Regions from separate parts of the Homo sapiens genome. Here region 1 is linked to region 2. The links are chromatin contacts, found by Hi-C or POLR2A ChIA-PET in ENCODE. All regions are on one chromosome and are shown on one strand. The core of a region is the stretch at or near the end of the contact, and the rest is flanking DNA. Distances in the headings are between cores, read along the strand shown. Region 1 overlaps ARHGAP25 (Rho GTPase activating protein 25). Region 2 holds the start of ARHGAP25 (Rho GTPase activating protein 25).

The links. Hi-C counts contacts between places; a loop is a spot of excess contacts on that map. ChIA-PET counts read pairs that join two places held with the same protein, here RNA polymerase II (POLR2A). Pooled maps may share reads with other maps.
Region 1: a map of B cell shows a loop between it and region 2 (5-fold over the local background). The contact joins the enhancer-like site here to the promoter of ARHGAP25 in region 2. A Hi-C loop is called at or near these places in 3 of 168 maps with a recorded cell type or tissue (B cell, CD14-positive monocyte and CD4-positive, alpha-beta memory T cell), 24 of 37 single-sample maps with no recorded cell type and 12 of 50 pooled maps. POLR2A ChIA-PET finds 5 or more read pairs at or near these places in 16 of 52 experiments (CD4-positive, alpha-beta T cell, CD4-positive, alpha-beta memory T cell, H1 and 10 more).

Annotation. Positions count from the first base shown.
Region 1 is chr2:68,788,378-68,791,145 of GRCh38, reverse strand. All of the region lies in intron 4 of ARHGAP25 (Rho GTPase activating protein 25), which reads right to left. Among named protein-coding and RNA genes, the nearest start is that of LINC01888, 42 kb to the left of the region's middle. RefSeq lists an enhancer at 1,212-1,271. Within about 2 kb of position 1,390, at least 4 of the 41 ENCODE cell types and tissues checked have a DNase peak (open chromatin) inside an H3K27ac peak, as active enhancers do; they include B cell and OCI-LY7, where a contact is called at or near this core.
Region 2 is chr2:68,733,512-68,736,211 of GRCh38, reverse strand. It overlaps ARHGAP25 (Rho GTPase activating protein 25), which reads right to left and starts at 1,401. Exons shown (of 11, transcript NM_001007231.3): 1 at 952-1,401. The coding sequence starts at 1,012.

The DNA.
Region 1 (2,768 bases), core at 141-2,640, 55 kb before region 2:
AAGGGGTCCAACGTTAAACAGAATCATAGAGGAAGGCCTACTAAGGTGATGTTTGATCAAAGACCTGAAGACGGTAAGGGACCAAGCCATGCAGCTACCTGGGGAAAGAGGATTCCCAGCGAAGGAAACAGCAAGTGCAAGGGCCTGGAGGCAGGAACACGGGTAGGATGTTTGAGGAGGCTGGTGAAGCTAGAGTGAAATGAGCACGGGAGAAGGTCAGAAGGGAAATGCGGGAGGGGAGGCGGTGGGCAGACTGTGCACTGTAAGATCATTATAAAGCCTTGACTTTTACTCTGAGTGAGAAAGGAAGCTATCAGAGAATGTTGAGCTGAGAAGAATCTTGATAAGACAGGTTTAACAGGCTCACTCTGGCCGCTCTGTCGAAAACAGACTGTAAGAAGGCAGGGGTGAACGTGTGGAGATGAGTTTCAAGGTTAGTGCTGTAATTTGACAAGAAAGGATTCCATCTCCTTTGGGGTGGTAGTAGTGAAGGTGGTGGGAAGGGGGCAGGCTCTGGTTGGAAAAAGAAAGTTTCACAAAGGGCTAGAAAGAGGTGGCAGCCACATGTCTCAGTGACTTCACAATATTTGGGAGGCATGTCTTTCCCATCTAGTCAACCCACGTTAGAGATTCTTTCCAAGTGGTAATGTGCTGTGGCAAAAGAGCCCTGGCCCTGCCCCTCACCTCCTGGGCCCACGGGACACGTCATTTGTCCCTTTAAGGCCAACATTCCCTAACTTACAAATAGGAAGAACAAATGTCTGATTTGTCCAGTGGCCTCAAATGAGACTCTATACTGTCTTAAAAATGCCCTCACATTCCGGGATCTATGATTTTGGTTAGTAACTTTAAACGTGGCTGGGCACGGTGGCTCATGCCTGTAATCCCAGCACTTTGGGAAGCCGAGGTGGTGGATCACCTAAGGTCAGGAGTTCGAGACCAGCCTGGCCAAAACAAGGTGAAACCCTGTCTTTACTAAATATACAAAAATTAGCTGGGTGTGGTGGCACATGCCTGTAATCCCAGCTGTTCAGAAGGCTGAGGTAGGAGAATCGCTCAAACCCTGGAAGCGGAGGTTGCAGTGAGCCGAGATCATGCCAGTGCACTCCAGTCTGGGAGACAGAGTGAGACTCCATCTCAAAATAATAATAATAATAATAATCTGAGATGCTGTATCAGAGGCAACACTGTTCTTTGAATAAATAAGTGCTGTTGCACTCTGATTTCCCCTTCGCTGGACTTTCCACCGCCTACAGGACTCATGCTTGACTTGCTTCTCAGGGTGGTGGTCTCGGGGTGCGGTGAGGGTGAAATCCCCATGTGTATCATGACAGAGTACAGCAGTTCACTACGGCAAGGCTCAGCCAAGCATCACAGTAGCCACAGAACCTAGTGAAAGTACACGGATACCATTTTGACTCAGAGAGCAGGTGCATGATTAGGCAACATCCACTACCCTTGTCTATGCAGATAGCTTAAAGCACTGGACTGGAGAAAACAGAAAAGGGTGGCTCACAATCTCATAATCCAGCGCAATAAGGATGGTCACAGCTAAGATTTTCCAGCATGTGGCCTAATTATGTACCTGCAGGTCATGTGCTCCCAGAGAAACAGACAGGATAAAATCAATGCTAATGTCCCCTTTCTTGGTCCCAGACTCTTATAAAACCTCTTGGCAGTTCCTGCTCTTGGTTGCTTTGAGAAGCTAATGTATCTAACCAGCAAATCTTTCTTGGTTGTTTAACATCATTGGATACAATTTCTATTTGTAACCAAATAAATGCTGAAATGTATCAATTAAGATTCCAGGCCGGGCACGGTGGCTCACGCCTGTAATCCCAGCACTTTGGGAGGCCGAGGCGGGTGGATCACGAGGCCAGGAGATCGAGACCATCCTGGCCAACATGGTGAAACCCCGTCTCTACTAAAAAAAATACAAAAAAAGATTAGCCAGGCATGGTGGCAGGCGCCTGTAGTCCCAGCTACTCAGGAGGCTGAGACAGGAGAATGGTGTGAACCTGGGAGGTGGAGCTTGCAGTGAGCCGAGATCACGCCACTGCACTCCATCCTGGGCGACAGACCAAGACTCCGTCTCGGAAAAAAAAAAAAGAAAAAGATTCCATAGCAACTTGGGGAAAATGCTTAAGCCATTCTGAAAAAAGTGTGTAGATGTAAACAGTAGATGAAAGATAAACATAAAATGCCTCTGGTGGAATATTTTTTCTTTACTTTCCACAAAATTATTGTGATATTCTTGAAATTTCTGAAGGAAGCTGTAGGCCAATGAAATAAATATTTAATATTCAAACTACGAAAGCCTCCCTAAATAATTTCCAAAATAACAGGCCACACAGTCAATACATAACTATATATTTAAGGTTATCTGGAGTTGACACAAGTAGGCGTGCTCCTAAAAAGTTGAAGGAAAATGTTAACTTGAGAACTCATACCTGTCGGTTTTTTCATATTTTTATAAAGGCAGGGAAACTTACTAGATTCACGTGTTTGTTAATTTCAGATAGTTTTTGCATCCGTTTTCTTTAGTCAGGACCCTCCTCAAATGTGGAAACATCACCAGGATTCCCAGAGAGCTCAAATTCTTGAGTTGTGAAACCCAGAAAAGTGTTGAATGCTGAACTCACTGTACACCTGCAAGACTTCAGACACAATTCCTGAACCTTCCCCAGTCTGATCATCCCTCTTTTGGACAGTAGCTTTATTTTCATGTGCTGACTTATGCAGTCTAACTTATGCTTTCAGCATAGCTG
Region 2 (2,700 bases), core at 152-2,651:
CTTTTCAATGGAGCACTTATTTTAGTAGCACACTTAACCCCATTAGAGGTTCAAATCTAAACCTTTTTCCAAGCAAAATTCCTCCAAGCTGTTAGAAACACCTTAATACTTATCTATATCTAATATCAAGGAAGTTATCTCATGTATGGGTGAGATACATAAATGTAGGCAATAGTTTTCAGCCCGATTGCTCTGATGTGAATTACTGTGACCAATTTAGCAATAGAAGAAATCTATGTAAAGAACTTCATAACGAATATATAGATTAAACTTAATGTATCACTATCATCATTAGAAGGACAGGGTATGGATTAAAGGCCAGACTATCTCAGAAAATATGCCAGTCTCCCTTAAAATAATAAAAAATACATCTCTTTTCCAACTCATCTAAGAATTCCCTCCCATTCTGTTCCTTTAATTATATTTTTATTAAGTAAGGTCTTTATTATACTTTAGTACGTTTTTATGTTCCTGTCTTGTTTTTGTTGTCTACCTTTTGCTACTACCTTTTAATACACCTTGACTCCTGGGCTCACAAAACAGAACACCCATTGAATTTACTTACAGATTGAGCACTTCAAAAGACTCTAGTCTTTGTGCTCCTGTTCAGAACCATTCAAAATATGGATGAGTTTCCAAACAGGAAGGAAATGGAATATGCTAAAAACTCACAGTTTTGTGTGTAGTCTGTAGCCTTAAATCATCCGAAGTACCCCAGATCCTGCACACCAAGGAGTGCCATCCCACTGTTTTGTCCAAATGAAAGAGAACCCCCTCCCAGCATTTTAGAACTTGGACCTGGCATGCCAACTTAAATGCAAATGGTCCCTCAAACTCAGATTTGCTGCGAGATCCATTTTTAAGTAGACTATGCTCCCTGCAGACCAACATGCAAATGGTGCTCGAGTATACGTAAGAATCACAGAGGCAACGAAAAGACACCAACCATACCTATTTTCGCAGCCTCCACTTTCAGGTTGAAATCCCAGTTCCTTGGCAATTTTAGGGACATTTTGCTTCCAGTTTAAGTGAGTAGTTAGTGAAGCGGTGAGTCTGTCACAGTTTGCGCCCTTCTTGTCTTTTCACTCTTTCCCTCTGTTTTTGTGTCTGTTTTTGTTCCTCCTTATGATTGCTTCACAAGCAATCTTAGGCTTGAGGCTGATTTGCCAACGTGTCTCCTCCTTTCTCTTAGATGAAAGGTCCATCCATCTGTCACTGGAGGATGGCACCCAAACTCCCCCAGCCTCCACCCTCAGTCCCACAGGGGCTAGCACCCTGCTTTTCTTGCTTTCAGTTTTACCAGAAATATCCCAGTTGACACTTCCCTCTGCGTCATGGGAAGCAAAGCTCCTTTTCGAAAGAATCTCAGGCCTTACTGAGTTGAGGTCGTGATAAACAACTGCTGCCTCTTGGTTTTGTGTGTGTGTGTGTGTGTTTCTTTTTTAACTGTCTGCTTCCTTGCATTTGAGGAAGTGGGTGGCTGTTCAGTGAAGATGATACATTATGAGCACTCTTTCTTGAGAAAATGGTTTTTGGAAATGCTTGAAAAACCAGAATGGTTGCTTCTGTTATAAAAGATTACAGTTTTAATTAGAAGAAAATGTCGAAACTCCCATCATCTACTTCAACTCTAAGCTCTCCTCTTCCTCACCTAACGGATCAAGCATCCAAAAATGGTCAGAAAAACAACAAGCATTCCCCCAAAGTTATCTTCTTTTAAATTCTTCCTGCTGTAAGGACCATGTCGCAAGCTCTCCAGGTGCTCAGGATAAAGTTTGCAAGTGATCTCAGCCTGATGTAGGGAGGGTTTTGATGTATTTGGCTTAATGAAGCAACTTAAGCTAGGTCGACCCACTCACATATCCTAAGGGTTCTTTGGCATTGTACACAGGGTGTGGGCTTTAGAATCAGGGTGTGTGGGCTGTATACATGGTGTGGGCTTCCATTTGCTAGCTCTTCAACTTTTGAACAAGCAACTGAATCTTTCCAGACCTTAATGTCCTCATCAGTAAAATGGGGTTGATAATAACCACAACTCAAAGGGTTTTTGCAGAGGAATCTAGTGCAGAGCTTGACACAGAGTGGTTGCACCACACACATTAATTCAACCTTTATTCTATTCTATTTAGTTCAGTTCTGTGACAAGCTTTCATGTTTAACTGGGTCAGCCTAACCTAGTGCTTAAGCATTTGGGCCCTGGAAACAGATCACTGGTAGTCAAATCCTGGCTTTCCTGCTGTGGGACTATGGACAAGTTTCTTGACCACTTTGTGCTTCAATTCTTATCTGTAGATGGGGCAAATAATAGGGCTTACTTCATAGGCTGTTGTGAGGCTTTAGTAGAAAAGCCAGTACAAAGTGCTCAGAACAGTCACTGCTAGCCAGCATCTAAGCTGCACGCCTTGCTCCATTCATTCTCCAACTCTCCTAGATGACTCTGTCATACTTTCTTCTTCACCTGCCACTTGCTTACTCTTACTGACGACCTGGGTTCCCGTTTCATTGAGAAAATCAATGTAACTGAAAGAGAATGTCCACAAGCTTCCCTCACTCTATCTGCTCACCTACCTGCATGCAAGCTGTATCCCTGACCTTATTCTTGGTACAATGGGTGAACTGGCTGTTAACACTCTCCCATCCCTATTGCATCATCAATTTCTTCTCTCTCTTTGATCCTTCCTGTCAGCGTTCAAACTTACT